2 separate regions of the Homo sapiens genome follow, and region 2 is linked to region 1. A link is an interaction called in ENCODE POLR2A ChIA-PET data of the cell type or tissue named here. Cell type or tissue: B cell. All regions are shown on one strand. Links, peaks and the distances in the headings refer to the core of each region. The heading gives the core; the rest is flanking DNA.

Region 1 (7,523 bases), core at 1-5,000:
TACCCCCGTCTCGATGCCAGTGCTTCCTATCTCAGCCTCTCCTGCACTCCTTTACCCCCGTCTCAATGCCAGTGCTTCTTATCTCAGCCTCTCCTGCACTCCTTTAGCAGGTTCACAACTACATGATGCCACCCCTCGACCGAAGCTGGAGGGACTACGTCCCGGATCAGCCACACCCGGAAATCCCGTACCAATGTCCCATGACGTTTGGACCCCGCGGCCACCACTGGCAAGGCCCAGCTTGTGAAAATGGTAAGGAGGATACCAGTGCAGGAAATAGAAGAGCTAATTGCTAATGTGGCCATGGGCCATGGCGAATCCTGGTCTGTCCTGGGCAGCACCAAAGCTCTTTCCCCTTCTTAGAGGCTGCGTGTGCAGCTCGGGGAGAGGGGGGTTTTCTCACTCCTGTGGGATGGTGGCATCCCACAGCCAAGTTTACTCTCAGGATCCATGCTAGGCACTGCCCTTCGTGGGATCTTATTTAAACACCACAGAGATCACTCCAGGCAGTGGAAAACAGCCCCCCACTTTTTATATAGAGAGGAGATTGTGGAAGCTCATAAATAATAAGTAGGGATGCTGGGAGATTATTGAGCTGGTATATTTCTCTCGAATAGTGGTGTGTTCATTGTTGCTATTGTTGGAATTAGAGGTGATACTAAAAAAGGAACGGAAAAATACCATGGCAAACACATAAAACGTCTCTACAGGTGCCTACCTACCACTGGGTCCCAGAAAGACTTGCTGATTGTGGATTAGATGTGGTCCCCTGCCCTCGGGAGTTCCCCAGACATCAAAATGAGCTCCCTCAGCAGAAGCTCTCATTAGCTGGGTGCAGGGAGAATCTAGCAATGCGGTAACTCAGGCCTTCAGGACTTTTGAGTTAGTTACTTAAATGGAAGTCCTGAGACAGGTCAACACACTGAACCCTTTGGATGTTTTAGGAATATTTGTTCCTTTGCAATTTGGCCTTTTTTTCCCCAGTCATGTTCAGGTTATCCTTGGCTGCAGGTAGTGAAGAGGTGTACCACTCTTTAATGTTTGTACTGAGTGGCATGTTCACAAAAAAGCTCAGAATTCAGTTGCATTGGCTTTTCAAGAGGGATTTGCAGCAAGGGCTGGTTTCCAATATGGTAGTGGAGGAATTGGCTAACATAAAACTAGCTCCTGAAATTCAGACTTGCGTTTACTGCTCTGGCTCTATGGAATTAGTAACCATGGGAAAGAGGCAATGCTTAGAACTGTGTAAAGTGATGGAGTAGGTAGAGACCTGTCTTGAAGCATCGGTAACAGTAAATGAAGCAGCAGCAAGATCAGGTGTTCTGTGCCACATTCTTTTTCCATTCATGTTTCATACAACATTGTCTTCAGGAACATGGTTCAGTGTTCTCCCAACCCACAAGAGACAAGCAAAATAAAAATGGACTAAATAATTTGCTAGTTTTTAATTGGGCTCTTTGGCACAGACTCAAGTAGACCTGAACTCTCAGCTCTGTTGTGAACCCGCTTTGTGAACAAGGACAAAGCATGTCATCTGTCTCTGAGCCTCAGTCTCCCTGTTAGTCAGTTACAGAGAGAGCGCTCCAAGTTTCCTTCCAAAGCTGTGCACTGGCTCGTTTCTCCATCAGCTTTGGTTTTCCAGTTGGTCTCCAGCTCATCTTTGCCTCACAAGAGCGTGCCCTGCTAGTTGCTGGTGCTGGGAGTGGGTGGGAAGGTGATTGGGCGCCAGCCCCTTCCTTCCCAGGCTTCACACACACACCCCAGGAAGCCCCGCGGTGCGTCGGACTCTCTGTCTAGACATCATCTGATTTTTATTTGCAAATGCAGGTTGCCAGGTGACAGGAACCTTTTATGCTTGTGCCCCACCTGAGTCCCAGGCTCCCGGAGTCCCCACAGAGCCAAGCATAAGGTCTGCCGAAGCCTTGGCGTTCTCAGGTGAGTGCAGGGTTTGCTCCTGGAGGCACCGCAGGAGGCCAGCCTCTGCTGCCAGCTCTGTCATCTTTGGGCAGATTCGATGGGACTTTAGACACTTGCTTTGCTCCCTCTGGGGTCTGGAGTAGATGTAGACACATCCTGTGTGTGAGGTGACCAGGGTGATTTAGGAGCACCATTAGAAAACCTGACATCACTGCTTGTGGTTCTGCTGACCGTTTCAGCCACTGGCTTGAATGGAGTCATTTTGGCTTCTTCACTGGCACCTCTCTGAATTTCTAGGAATGTGCCTTTACCTTTACCGAGGGCCCCTCTTCAGCCAACATTCTCACGATGTGGAATAATTGCTTGGAAGTGTAGAAGGGCTTCTCATTTTGAGAAGCTGATCATCCTTCCAGGTTGAGCCACAAATAAGTCCTCCTCCTCTACTCCCTGGGGACATTAGTTCTGGTCCCTCATCTCTAAAACATTGATGTGCCTAAGAGTAATACACATTTTGGTCTTCCTCTGAACTTTAATATAGCTTGCAAACAAATATGGATTCAATCTGATTTTTAAAGTTTTATTTCTAAAAAAAAAAAAAAAATCCCTGCACCATGGAGATCTTACCTACTATAAAGAAGGCACCTCTAGGCTTGGCAAGCACACGTGCTATATGTATATTTATTTTTCAGATAATATTTTGGATTGTTTTTAAATGGGATTTGTTTTTATATTAAAACCAAATAGCTTAAGGTTTGGAATTCTCATCTTGCCCTCTGGCATCTTTAAAAATCAGTGATGAAAAATACTAACTAAATTCTGAAGGTTTCAGGGAGGCGAGAGTTGTGGCACTTTTGCTGCTCAGAGGGGAGCTGGAGTTTGACCTACCAGCTCTTTCTAGTTGTGAATGAGGCTTGCACCTTTTTTTCTGAGGTGCTCGTGAGTAACTGAGGATGCCCTTTGGGAGGAGGTGCTTCTGAGCAGGAAGGCTTGTGTTTGTTTTTAGAAACTTTCAAACCCTTGTCTTGAACACCTAAGACTTGTGTGGGTGCCTGAAGAGTAGGAAATAAACAGCTATTTATATCTCGGCAACCTCGTGATTTCTGATGACATTAAATGAAATGAAACCTGCCCCGAGAATCACCTCGAATGGCCAACACCCACTCTCTTTGGGGCGCACTGTCTGACTCGCTTTCAGACAGTGTGTTGAAGCAGAGAATTGAGACAGTGATGTGGGTTAAGTCTCAAAACCTGCTGTTGAGGAATAAGATAGTTTTGTGGGTTTCTTTTTTTGGTATGCATGATACAGATTAATTATCAGCCATGAGCACATTTATTAGATAACTGTGATTCCCATTGATTTTGGGGTTCCATACAGTTACCAGTGGCAGCTGCCTCCTGTCTGTGCCACTCCCCTGCGGTCTGGCTGAGGAGCTTGTGCAAACCCAGCTTGGTTCTTTCAACTCATGGGCGATATTTTAAAGAGGCTTCTGAAATCAGCAAAACGTTTGTAAATGGATTCATCTTGTTTAAAGTTTCAGAGAGCGCAGTTTTAGAGTTCTTTTCAAACTTAAACACAAAGCCCAGTGGGAATTTCAGCAGACTTTACATGAACTTTTAGAGTATTTTTCTCATTAATTTCTTTCTTTTCACAAGAATTAATTTTGTGATAAAAACACCACATATCCAGTGTGGAAAACTAATTTAAAAATCAGAAAAACAAAAATGGAAAATAAAAATATCACATTCTACCACCCAGAAATCACCATTAAGGCCTCAGTGCTTACCCTTTAATGTGTGTATGTGAGTGTGTTTATATATAAATTATATAGACATAAATAATTAAGCACCTAATTCTATATATAATTTATATATGTACACACACACACACACACACACACATTTGCTTTTTACCTAAATGATGTCATGTTATTATTTTGGGGACGTTTCAGGTATGTGGACCGACTTGCTTCTTTCTGAAACACCGTTATATTTTTTGCTAGTATAAATTAAACTTAGGGTTCATTTCCTCCAAAGTAAAAATTGATTTGCTTAAAGATGAATTTTCATTCAGTGACACATGACTTAAATGACATCACCACTATCATCATCATAATTCACAAATAAGACTTAGCAAGTTCTTAATAGTGATGCTCTATAATAGGAATTCAACTTACATTTCCAGAAAATTAATGAAAGATACACTTGTTCCTTAAAAAAAGAGTCGGTGGCCACATACGTTTGTAATATGCTGGTTTAGACAGATTAAATGGGTTTCTTTCCACGGGACTTCTCCAAGTGTTGACCGAGCTCATGCTGTCTGTGGATCTCTGGGGGAGACAAGGGCACGCTGTGTTTCCCAGGCCTCCTTGACGCGGGAACCTTTTGTTCCCCCACGGGACATGTGGGACACTAGAGTTCCACCACAGGTGCTTGGCTCTGTGGAGTCGTTGGCCTCGAGGTGGTGTCCTTGGCCCCCAGCACTGACTCCGGAGCTCTGTGTTTGCAGACTGCCGGCTGCACATCTGCCTGTACTACCGGGAAATCCTCGTGAAGGAGCTGACCACGTCCAGCCCCGAGGGCTGCCGGATCTCCCATGGACATACGTATGACGCCAGCAACCTGGACCAGGTCCTGTTCCCCTACCCAGAGGACAATGGCCAGAGGAAAAACATTGAGAAGCTGCTGAGCCACCTGGAGAGGGGCGTGGTCCTCTGGATGGCCCCCGACGGGCTCTATGCGAAAAGACTGTGCCAGAGCAGGATCTACTGGGACGGGCCCCTGGCGCTGTGCAACGACCGGCCCAACAAACTGGAGAGAGACCAGACCTGCAAGCTCTTTGACACACAGCAGTTCTTGTCAGGTAAGGCACCTCGTTATCTGTTAGAATGGAGGTGGTGATGGCCTGCCTGCCACAGGGGTCAGAAACCACAGGGTCCCTCCCACCCCAGGCTGAGGTCTTCCTCCTGTTGACTTCGGCGCCCACTGGGCTTGGGGCTTGACTCCAGTAGAGATCTTCTGTCTGGCTCTGTTGTGGGCAGAGAGTCCGGATCAGATGGTCCAGGTGGACCATGGCTCAGGCTGTTCTCTTGCAATTCTGGTTTTCAGCAGTCGCCTCTTAAAACAGTTCCATTTCATTGCACTATGATCTCGACAAATACGTCTGCTGATGTGGCGGCTCTTTTCAGGTTCCCAGAAAAATCATAAAGGTTGGAAGCATATTGTTAACATTCTTGGTTGTCAGGTGTGTCACCCTCATGCAGATGCTGGCCCACGAGTGAGACGGAGGGTGGAGTGGACTGTACTGGTTTTGCACAGGAGAAGTTATAGGAGAGTGCTATAAGTTGGCTCTGTGATATGAACATTTCTAAGCATATTTTTCAGAACCAGTGAGTTTTGTTTTTCTACCTTGGATTTCATGACAATTCAGCGAACCTCTGGCTGGCTTCTGTGAAGCCCCTCGCCCTGTCATGCTGGGCTTCCTCACTGGCTTTGTGGGGCTGTCCAGGTGGAGGGAGCCTCCCGCGTGGGAGGGAGCTGCTCTACCCGCCACTCGCCACCCCACCGCCAACTCTTCCTCTGCCTTTTCCCAGTCCTGTCCCTTCCTGAGCCCCTTCAGAAACTCCTGTGTCTTTGATTTCTCATGTGCCTCCCCTTTTCTTGAATGTGCTTCTTCATTCAACTTATTTAAAATAAAAATATGACACGTCTGTGTGCTCTGGCACTGTTGACATGTGCTCGTACTTCTGGGTGTAAGTGACCCAAGTTTTTGTAAGCTCATCCAGATTTTCTTTTGGTGCCCAAAGCAAATATGTCCCCAGATAACTAAGCTTCAGGCCAGGTGTGGTGGCCCATGCCTGTAATCCCAGCACTTTAGGAGGCTGAGGTGGGCAGATCACTTGAGGCCAGGAGTTCAAGACCAGCCTGGCCAACATGGCAAAACCCCGTCTCTACTAAAGATACAAAAATTAGCTGGGCGTGATGGTGGGCGCCTGTAATCCCAGCTACTCAGGAGGATGAGGCACAAGAATCGCTTGAACCTGTGGGAGGCGGAGGTTGCAGTGAGCTGAGATCGCACCACGGTGCTGCAGTTTGCAGGACAGAGCGAGACTCCATTGCCCCCCGCACCACAAAAAAATAACTAAGCTCACACAGAGGCTGACCATAGGAAGAGGGAGAACTGTGCTGGTTCCCCGAGGCGGCGGCAAGTGAGGAAGTCACCTGGGGCTGGACACCTCTCATTCTAAGGGCAGAACCATCCCCAAGCCCTGGCCAGGGCGGTCCCATCCTTCTTGGGGTTGGGCATGGTGTTCATGGGGGACCAAGGAAATTGAAGGGCAACTGGGGGGACCCCCCCTCCCCTGTCAGCATCTCCTGTGTCTGCCTTGGGATCTGGAAGAGCTCACATGGGCCAGGAAGGCTAAGGCCCACTGGGCCTGGATTTCTGAAGACTCTGGACCTTGGTGCCAGTGGATTCAGAAGATACCACAAGGTGAGGGCTTTCTAATGAAAGTGTCACAAGGAACTGGCACTGGCTTTTCTGAGTGCCTCTTGCTGGGCGTTTTTAGGGAGGTAGAGCCCCCGTGGTGACTAAGCTGGAAGGTGCACATTGAGTCACAGGTGCACTGCGTGAGAGACAGCACAGGCAGGGGGTGGACGCCTGTGAGTGTCCTGGGGCTGTAGACTTGCGCGACTAGAACTTACTATTAATCTGTGAGCAAGAGCTGGTCTTGGCTTTCATTCCTTCCTCTGTAACCAAGGGCTGTGCTCTTTGCCCACTGCAGCCTCTCACCTCAAAGTGTTCACTGAGGTTCAAGGAGGATGCTGTGAACGTAAAAACTGCAGCTGTGCCAACCAGCTTCTGCATAATTAAGGATTCCCACCAAACACTCTCATGTTATCTAGGGTTGGAGCCATGCTTTCTCAGAGAATTGTGCCAACTCGCCATTCTGATTAGCCTGTGTAGGTGTAGTCTCAGATCACGGCAGTGTGAATGTATTTTACAGATTCTGACTAAGTCATTTGGGTTTGATTTGAATTCTGGAAAAAAAAAAAAGCAGGAAGTCAAATAGTCCTGTAAGTTAGCTAGAAACTTCTGTTCAGTTGAAGAGAACAGTGGAGATCTTTGATATCTTCCTATTCAGGTCTGCACAGCACTAGGGACAGCCCCCAGGGCCCGGCCCGAGGGTGTGTATCTGATAAGGACGCGTCTGTTCTGCAGAAGCTGTAGCGGCTCCTGTGTCAACTCGTTTCTTTTGCGGGCGTGACATTTTATTGTAGCTACAGGCAGAAGATTTGTCTTGTGTACAGGGGAGGGAGCATGGGCTAAAGTCAGGGGATGGGCACTTGTCTTTCCAACAATGTTCCAGTCCGTTTTGTATCTTTTGGGTAGGTGTGGTGGCTTCAGGATGTACATGTGTATATCCACAAGCGGGAGGCCAGGGGGGCTGCCCCACTCCTGTTCTCAAGTCAAGTTACTGTTCCATCCCTGGAGACAGGCAAGAAGTCTACTCAGAGTTACACAGTTCAGGCATAGTGACAGTGGGACTCAGCTGCCGATGGCTGGTGCTCAGTCACCACGTTGACGTTACATATTTTCTGTGGTGCCT
Region 2 (7,679 bases), core at 1,149-6,148, 500 kb after region 1:
TGTGCCATCCTGAAGAAGGACGGGCAGAGCCCTTTCTTCCTCTGTCCCCACAGTGAGTCTCTGGAGGCTAGTGGGGTCTGGTGCGGGGCCTGTGCCCCCAGCACACTCCAAACAAGCGAGTGCTTGATGCCAGGGCTGCCAGTTTGCCTGCCCAGCCCTGGCCTCCTCCTGGGGCCATATCTACCTCTTAGCCGCAGGCGTGGGCTGGGCTGCCTCTCTAACCAGTGAGTGTCCATTCATCCAGTATTTACTGCCCCCACGTTAGGCCGGGCCCCGACTCAGGTAGGAAGCAGCCTCTGGGGAGGAAAAGGACACGCTCCTACTCTGAAACATTATACTGTTTAGCTGGACATCTAATACATGCGTATAGGGACATTTATATCACCCTGGGAGTTAAATAGCAATCCAGGACAACCATGCAAAAGATGCCCTAGACATTGTACGACTCGCTGGCAGGCAAGTGGCCGAGATGCAAATGATACCGCTGGAATGAGGAAGGTGCAAGCAACTTGTGTGAGGCTGCTACACGGCTCCTTCCCATGTGGTTGTGTTACTTAATTCTCCCACGTGTGGTGGGCCAGTGGAAGTGCCTCCACACCAAACTCATTTCTTGATGCTAACTTGATACTGTTTCAGAAAGCTACTTTGGGCTAGGTGACATCAGTCTATAATCACCATCCCCACAGTCTCCATCAGTATCATCATCAGCGTAATCATCACCACTACCACCACCTCCACTAAAAATTCACCTGCGGTGTGCCCCCTACAGGCCTGTGCATGCTGCAAACAGATTCAGCTGTTGCATCCAACAAGGCCAAGGCCCCGGTGCCTTTCCAATTCTTGTCTTCCTGTGCTAGCGTGGGTTCCAGGGACATCGTTTGAAGAACAGACTTTAATGTATCAAGCATTGTTCCTTGGGCTCCAGTTCTTCTTCTTTTTTTTTTTTTTTTCCCAAGACAGAGGCTTCCTCTGTCACCCAGGCTGGAGTGCAGTGGCACAATCTCAGCTCACTGCAGCCTCCGCCTCCCAGGTTCAAGCAATTCTCCTGCCTCAGCCTACCAAGTAGCTGGGATTACAGGTGTGCACCACCATGCTTGGCTAATTTTTTTTTGCATTTTTAGTAGAGATGGGGTTTCACCGTGTTGGCCAGGCTGGTCTCGAACTCCTGACCTCGTGATCCGCCTGCCTCGGCCCCTCAAAGTGCTGGGATTACAGGCGTGAGCCACCACACCCCTGGGCTCAAATTCTGACTCTTTCCCCAATCCATGTCACGGGGTCCCTGCATTTTAGCAGTGATAAAACACAAAGATGATACAAAATTGCAAGGTATAGGAGGAAAAAGTTCTAGTGTTCTGTGGCACCATAGGATGACTGCAGTTAACAATAATATACAGTTTCAATAGCTAGAAGGAGGATATGGAATGTTCCCAACTCAAAGAAGTGATAAGTGTTTGATCTGATGGATATGCTGGTTACCCTAATCTGACCACCATATCTTATATGTATGGAAACATTACTATGTACCCCATGAATATGTAGAGTTACTATTTGTCAGTTTAAAAAATAAAACATATAAAGATCATATTTTCTCTTTCCCCTTATAAGGATATGGCAGATATGAATTACTAACAAAACAGCATTTGTGAAGGGTTGGCATTTCTTCTGCTTAGGAGGGGAAAGCTTTTGATAAACAAACTGCAACCTTGTCCTTGTGGGTCCTGAGACCTTACGGGCTTTTTTTTTTTTTTTTTTACAAGAGACACAGCATGAAAGCATTTTAACTAAATGCTTTAATCAAGATACCTTATACTCTAATGAAAATCACTCAAAAGCACTCAATGTCCCCCAACCAAAAACGTGTTACATTTCCAATAAACATGCCTGCCTCAACGGAAGTGGGGGTGAAGTTGGCACCGAGTGGGTGGTCTACACAGCCTGGTGCCCTCACAGTGTGTTCTGAGGACTCGAGTTGGCTCTTTATCTTAGCTAGTTTCATGCAGGAAGTTCTGGGGATAAAGTTAACTGCTGTCTTGCTGCACAGGACTCAGGGTCATCTTCCGCTGAGTGCATTTCAGAGCCCGCAGCTTGGTGCGAAGGTGGCTTGCAGGTAGCTGGGTGCCCGTGGGCCTGAAGCTGATGACACTTTCTGGAGGGACATGAGGATGTTGACTGTTCTCATTTCCCCTTGGTATAGGCACTTTAGGGCTTTTACATTTGTCTAGCAGCAAATATTTCCGGAAGGCCATGTTTTTGAATTTTCTGCAAAGATGTTTAGGGGTGTTAATGATGAATCGTCTGAAGAAAGTGCTTGGAAGCCCGGAATGACTGAAATCTGGTATTATTTTACCCTAATGTAGGTCCTGGCAAGGGACGTGCTGATGTGGTCTGGCCTCAGTCTACCTTACTTCCTCTCTAAACAGATGATTTGCAGCATCCCTCATCTCCCTCCCTCTGCATCCTGAGTTCCAGCTGTCCCAGGGTTCACGGCTCAGGAATGTACACCCCTTCTCCTGCCTCTGGGGTCACCCTCTGCCCCCCCACCTTTTGCTGTGTGCAAGAACTGCCCTCCCCGCAACCCCCCGCCCTGCTCCTCTATCCCTGGGCTTGGTCGCAGCTTCCACGATGGCTTACCTGTCTCCAGCTGCCTTACCTGCACTTCCATCACCTGGACAGCCAATTCCCTCCTCCACTGCATGTGAGCTTCAGGCAGCTGAGGGCTTTCATCTGCACTCCTAGCTGCACCATCTCCTGCACTTAGGAATCCCGTACACCCTAGGGCTGTACAGACTGCCTCTTGCTTGGCAGTGCTCAGGGGACCTTACCTAGGCTGTTAGATGGCACCATGCCATACCTCTGGGGCCAGGTGTGGTTTCTGGAAAGGCACTGAGAATACTGACCACTAGGCCCTGTAAGGAGGTGTTGTGGGTATAGATACGGGGAGGCTAAAAGCAGCTGTGAGTGTGGGTTTGTTCTGTGCCTCCATCATTAGACTTCCTCCCACTCACTCCCCGCAAACTGGATGAATGAGGAATCCTGCTCTCTTTTTTTTCTCCTCGCCCCAGAGGAAGAAAACTGCAAGGAGGAAAACATGGGAGATTAGGCTGAGCAACACACGTAAGGGTGAGGGCTTCACATTCTCTACATTCTCTTTCCATGCCTGAGATAGACAAGGGCGCAAAGGCCTGGGCCACAGGCTGCTGTTCAGAGCAGGGCAGGTGGCAGTGCAGGTAGTTAGTGAACTTCTGGATAAAGAAGTGGACTTCCCCAGGAGGAGAATCTGTACGGTAGTTTTTTCTATTGAAGATACAATTTCTCCTTTCTTTCTCTCTCACTTCAGTCTCCCAAATTGCTGGGACCACAGGCATGTGCCACTGCACCCCGCCTCTCTCGCTCTTCATTTTAATCTCTCTGTAATTGTATTTCTTCTTTATCTGATGTACAAGCTTATTGTAGGGGTATTTCCTCCCCACCCCCCTCACCCTGCAAAACGTTATCTTTAAATCAGTGGTGCATCTTAAACCTGATACCGTTTAGAATCAAGGAGATTCTTGTGCCATTTTCCAAGCAGACAGGTCCTGCCTTGGGAAGATGGCAGCCATCTCCCTTGGCCTCTCTAACTAGGCTTCTCTCATCAAGGTGAATCCTGCATAGTGGGAGTAAATGCATGTGTCATGGCTGCAAACGTAGCCTTGCCGTGTTTATAGCCAAAAAAGTTATGCATCTCTAGGAGGTGCAGTGGAGCCTCCGGAGCCCAATCCTCTAGGTCTGCCTCAAGACAAGGTGTTTTAAGGGGTCAGTCTTAGCTGAGGTTCATACAATTATTTGGATCTTGAGAATAACCGTATGAACTTGTATGCACACAGACACGTACGTTCAGCATTTGTGCCTTCCAGTTCAAGGACTTCACCTACATTAGCCGTCCTTCTTTTCCAGGGACCCTGAAAGGATGGTGTTATTCACACTGAAGTTATGAAACTGCAGCTACGGAAATGGGGAACTGGTCTCAAGCAGTGACAGCGACTGAGCGTCAGTGCAGGAAGCCCGATGGCTGGAGTGACCCAGCATTAAGAGGGGGATGAAGAGTGGAAAGAGAACCCGTCTAGGCATTTATGGAGCTGGGACAATGGGCTTCTTTCCAGGCTCTGTCATTAAATGTTGGGCTGACCTTAGGCATGACATCCAACATATCTGAATTCCAGCGTACCTTGGGGGTTGCTAATGACTGCACCACTGTTATGCACCAGGTACTTTCCCAGGTGCTTTTCTGGAGAAAAACAGATGAGATGCCTGTCCTCATTGGTTTAGCTGAGAGACAGAGAGAGAGAGAGAGAGAGACAGAGAGAGAGAGAGAGAGAGACAGAGAGACAGAGAGAAAGAGAGAGGCGAGAGGGAGGGAGGGAGAACATAATAATATGTGCAGTAAATATGTAAATGGTACAGTAATATTAGGTGAGAGGTCAGCAGACATTTCCTGCCACAGAAGCTGCCGTAAGGATGTGTGCCAGCCCCAGGCTGGGCTTTGCCAATCTCCTTATTTGAGGAAGGAAGTGTGATGGGAGCATTGCTTCCAAACTCCCCGTGGTGATGAGCTAGTGTTGGACTTTTACTTCAAGTCCTTTGCAGACCAATCATTTTGTAAAATACGGTAACATGAATCACTAGAACATAAAATGAAAGCTTCCAAAATACAAGCCACATGGTTTTGTCATGAGATTCCACAGACGTGAAACTGTTGTGTCCACTTGCTCCGCAGCAGTAGCTCCTTCCTCCTTCCTCCCTGCTCCCTGTTCTTCTCTCCCACCTCCATCCTTTGCTTTCTCCCTCCCTTTCCCCTTTCCCTTCAATGGGTCAGAGCTTTGGCTCTGCACCTGGCCAGGAAGAGGATGTGTGCCTGTGGGCCTAGTTTTTAGCCAGCTTAGGCCAGAGACTGTTACACAGGTGAAATCCAGACAATAAACAAGTCCTTTGAGATGACGAGAGTTGATGTTTCACATTGCTGGAGGAGGAAGTTACATATATGGAAAGAGGAATGAGTAAAAATAAGTCCTACAGTGTTGGGTGGGATTGCAGGTATTGTTGTCAGCTCATGGTGTTTAAAATAGATAGGTAGAAATAAAATGTACTTGCATATGTATACATATGCATTTACAATGTATGTGCATATCCATGTATTTCCTGGTTCTATCTATGCTGCTAGGGCATGGAAGCAATGACACCCTGGCAACAGTGAGCACACCTGGTACCCATAGCTTGGGTTCTAAATGCCACACACCACTGAAAGGAACCAAGGCTCCTTGGAGAGATGGCTGACTCCAGGGTTGGCCAGAGAAAATCCTAGATGAGCTTGGAGAATTTATTTTGTGCCAGAAAATATGGAAGTGCTCAAAAAGTGATGTGGGCTTTGTTAAACCAGTCCAGGAACCAGATCAAAGTCACTCCCACTGACCAAATGGAACACTTAAGCATCAAAATAATAGTGCGCTACAGTTTGTAACCCTTTGAGCAAAATAGGAATTCAGGAGTTCACATTGATATGAATGAATAAATGAGAGAGAAGGGAAAAGCCTACCTTCTTGTTGAAGTCTCAAAGCTTTTCTCCACAAAATACTCATTAATTCCTTACCAACTAATGAGTATCAGAAACTCATTACCTGACTTCACAGTGGAGAAACCTACCAGATCTCCTCTAAACCAAGTGATAAATTAATTTCACCTACCAATAGGACAAACTAACCTCGGGTGCCTGGTACAGTTTCGATATTTCTCCCTGCCCAAATCTCATGTTGAAATGGAGTCCCCGTGTTGGAGGTGGGGCCCGGTGGGAGGTGTTTGGATCATGGGGCAGATCCCTCCATGAATGGCTTGGGTCATCTCCTTGGTGATAAGTGAGTTCTTGCTCTGAGTTCAAGAGATGTGGTCATTTAAAGGTGATGGCATCTCCCCTCAAACTCTCTCTTGCTCCTCCTCCTGTCATGTGAGATGCCTGCTCCCCTTTTCCCTCTGCCATGATTAGAAGATTCCTGAGGTCCCCAGAAGTGGAGCGATCACCATGCTTCCTGTACAGCCTGTAGAACCATGAGCCAATGAGCCAGTTAAACCTCTTATTTATAAATTACCCAGTCTCAGGTGTTTTTGTTTGTTTGTTTGTTTTTGTTTGTTTGTTTGTTTGTTTTTGACAGTCTCACTCTTGTTGCCCAGGCTGGAGTGCATTGGCAGGGTTTCGGCTCACAGAAACCTCCGGCTCCCCGCCCGTTCAAGCAATTCTCCTGCCTCAGCCTCCCGAGTAGCTGGGATTACAGAAGCCAACCACCATGCCCGCCTAATTTTGTATTTTTAACAGAGACAGGGTTTCACCATGTTGGCCAGGCTACTCTCGAACTCCTGACCTCAGGTGACCCACCTGCCTTGGCCTCCCTGAGTCCTGGGATAACAGGCGTGAGCCACCGCACTTGGCCTTAGGTGTTTCTTTCCTTTTCTTTCTTTTTTTTTTTTGAGATGGAATTTCACTCTTGTCACCCAGGCTGGAGTGCAATGGCACAATCTCAGCTCACTGCAACCTCTGCCTCCTGTGTTCCCATGATTCTCCTGCCTCAGCCTCCAGAGTAGCTGGGATTACAGGTGCCCACCGCCACACCCAGCTAATTTTTTGTATTTTTAGTAGTGACAGGGTTTCACCATGTTGGCCAGGCTGGTCTCAAACTCCAGACCTCAGGTGATCCTCCTGCCTTGGCCTCCCAAAGTGCTGGGATTACAGGCGTGAGCCACCGCACCTGGCCTCAGGTGTTTCTTTATAGCAACACAAGAACAGCCTGACACAGTGCCCCCAGATGTGGTACACTGAGAAGAGCACAGGGTCATTTCTAAGGGATTCTTGCCCAAAATGCACAAGTGACAAACCTGAGACAAGTCCAAACCAAGGAGCATTTTTATCCAACGAAAGACCTGTATTTAAAAAGTGAAGATCGTGAAAGACAAAGGCTTTGAAACTGTTTCGGATGGAAGGGAATTGGAGTTGTGAAACCACAGGCAACGTGTGACCCTGAATTGCACTCTGGACCTTTGAAAAACACTATTAGTGCCGTCGGGGAAACTTGAATGGGGGTTGATGTGACAGTGCTGTATAGAGCCGTGTGAATGTCTTGATTTTGACGCTGTGCTTAGTTTATGTAGAACAATGTCCTTGTGCGTAGGGAATGCACAGTGTAGTATTAATAAGAACAGATGACACAGCGTCACATGAGCAGCTCACTGGCTGGTTCAGGAACACCCAGGTGTACACGACAACCACCCAGCCCCGTCCTCACACATCGAATGTGACGGTATTGAGATAAATGCTAACAATTAGGGACCCCCCCGGTGAAGAGTACACAGCAGGAAGGAAGCTCTTTGTACCCCTTTTGCAACTTTTCAGTAAATTTGCAGTTATTTCAAAATATAAAAAGTTAAACATTTGCTAGAAAAGTTTCTAAATGTTTACTCTCGGTTTCTGCTCAAGGGTGGGTGGCTTATGGTTCCCGCAGAGGCATTCCAAGTTACACGATCTGACAAGACATGGAGCGACCTGAGTTTGCGTGTTTCTAACACGTTGGCTTGAATCCAGCATGTGCTGGTGCTGGCTGTGTCCTGATGTGGCAGTGAGAGCTGCTTCTCCCTATAATTTCAATCACGCAGCTGGAGAA

Evidence for each region. ChIA-PET counts read pairs that join two places held together with the same protein. Peaks named below come from ENCODE experiments on the same cell type or tissue, not always from the same donor. Only the 100,000 strongest peaks of a DNase experiment are listed, where the experiment ranks them.
Region 2: POLR2A ChIA-PET joins it to region 1 with 6 read pairs; 1 of 35 experiments calls an interaction of 5 or more read pairs at or near these places.

Annotation. Positions count from the first base shown.
Region 1 is chr6:397,001-404,523 of GRCh38, forward strand. IRF4 (interferon regulatory factor 4) reads left to right here. Exons shown (of 9, transcript NM_002460.4): 5 at 108-252; 6 at 1,828-1,935; 7 at 4,424-4,777. Among named protein-coding and RNA genes, the nearest start is that of IRF4, 9.0 kb to the left of the region's middle. RefSeq lists an enhancer at 2,960-3,079. In B cell, for the core only: no CTCF peak of the experiment used is centred there; a DNase peak (open chromatin) is centred at 3,031; H3K4me3 peaks cover 570 bases; H3K27ac peaks cover 4,832 bases.
Region 2 is chr6:893,719-901,397 of GRCh38, forward strand. No RefSeq gene overlaps it. Among named protein-coding and RNA genes, the nearest start is that of LINC01622, 200 kb to the right of the region's middle. In B cell, for the core only: no CTCF peak of the experiment used is centred there; a DNase peak (open chromatin) is centred at 4,133; H3K27ac peaks cover 915 bases.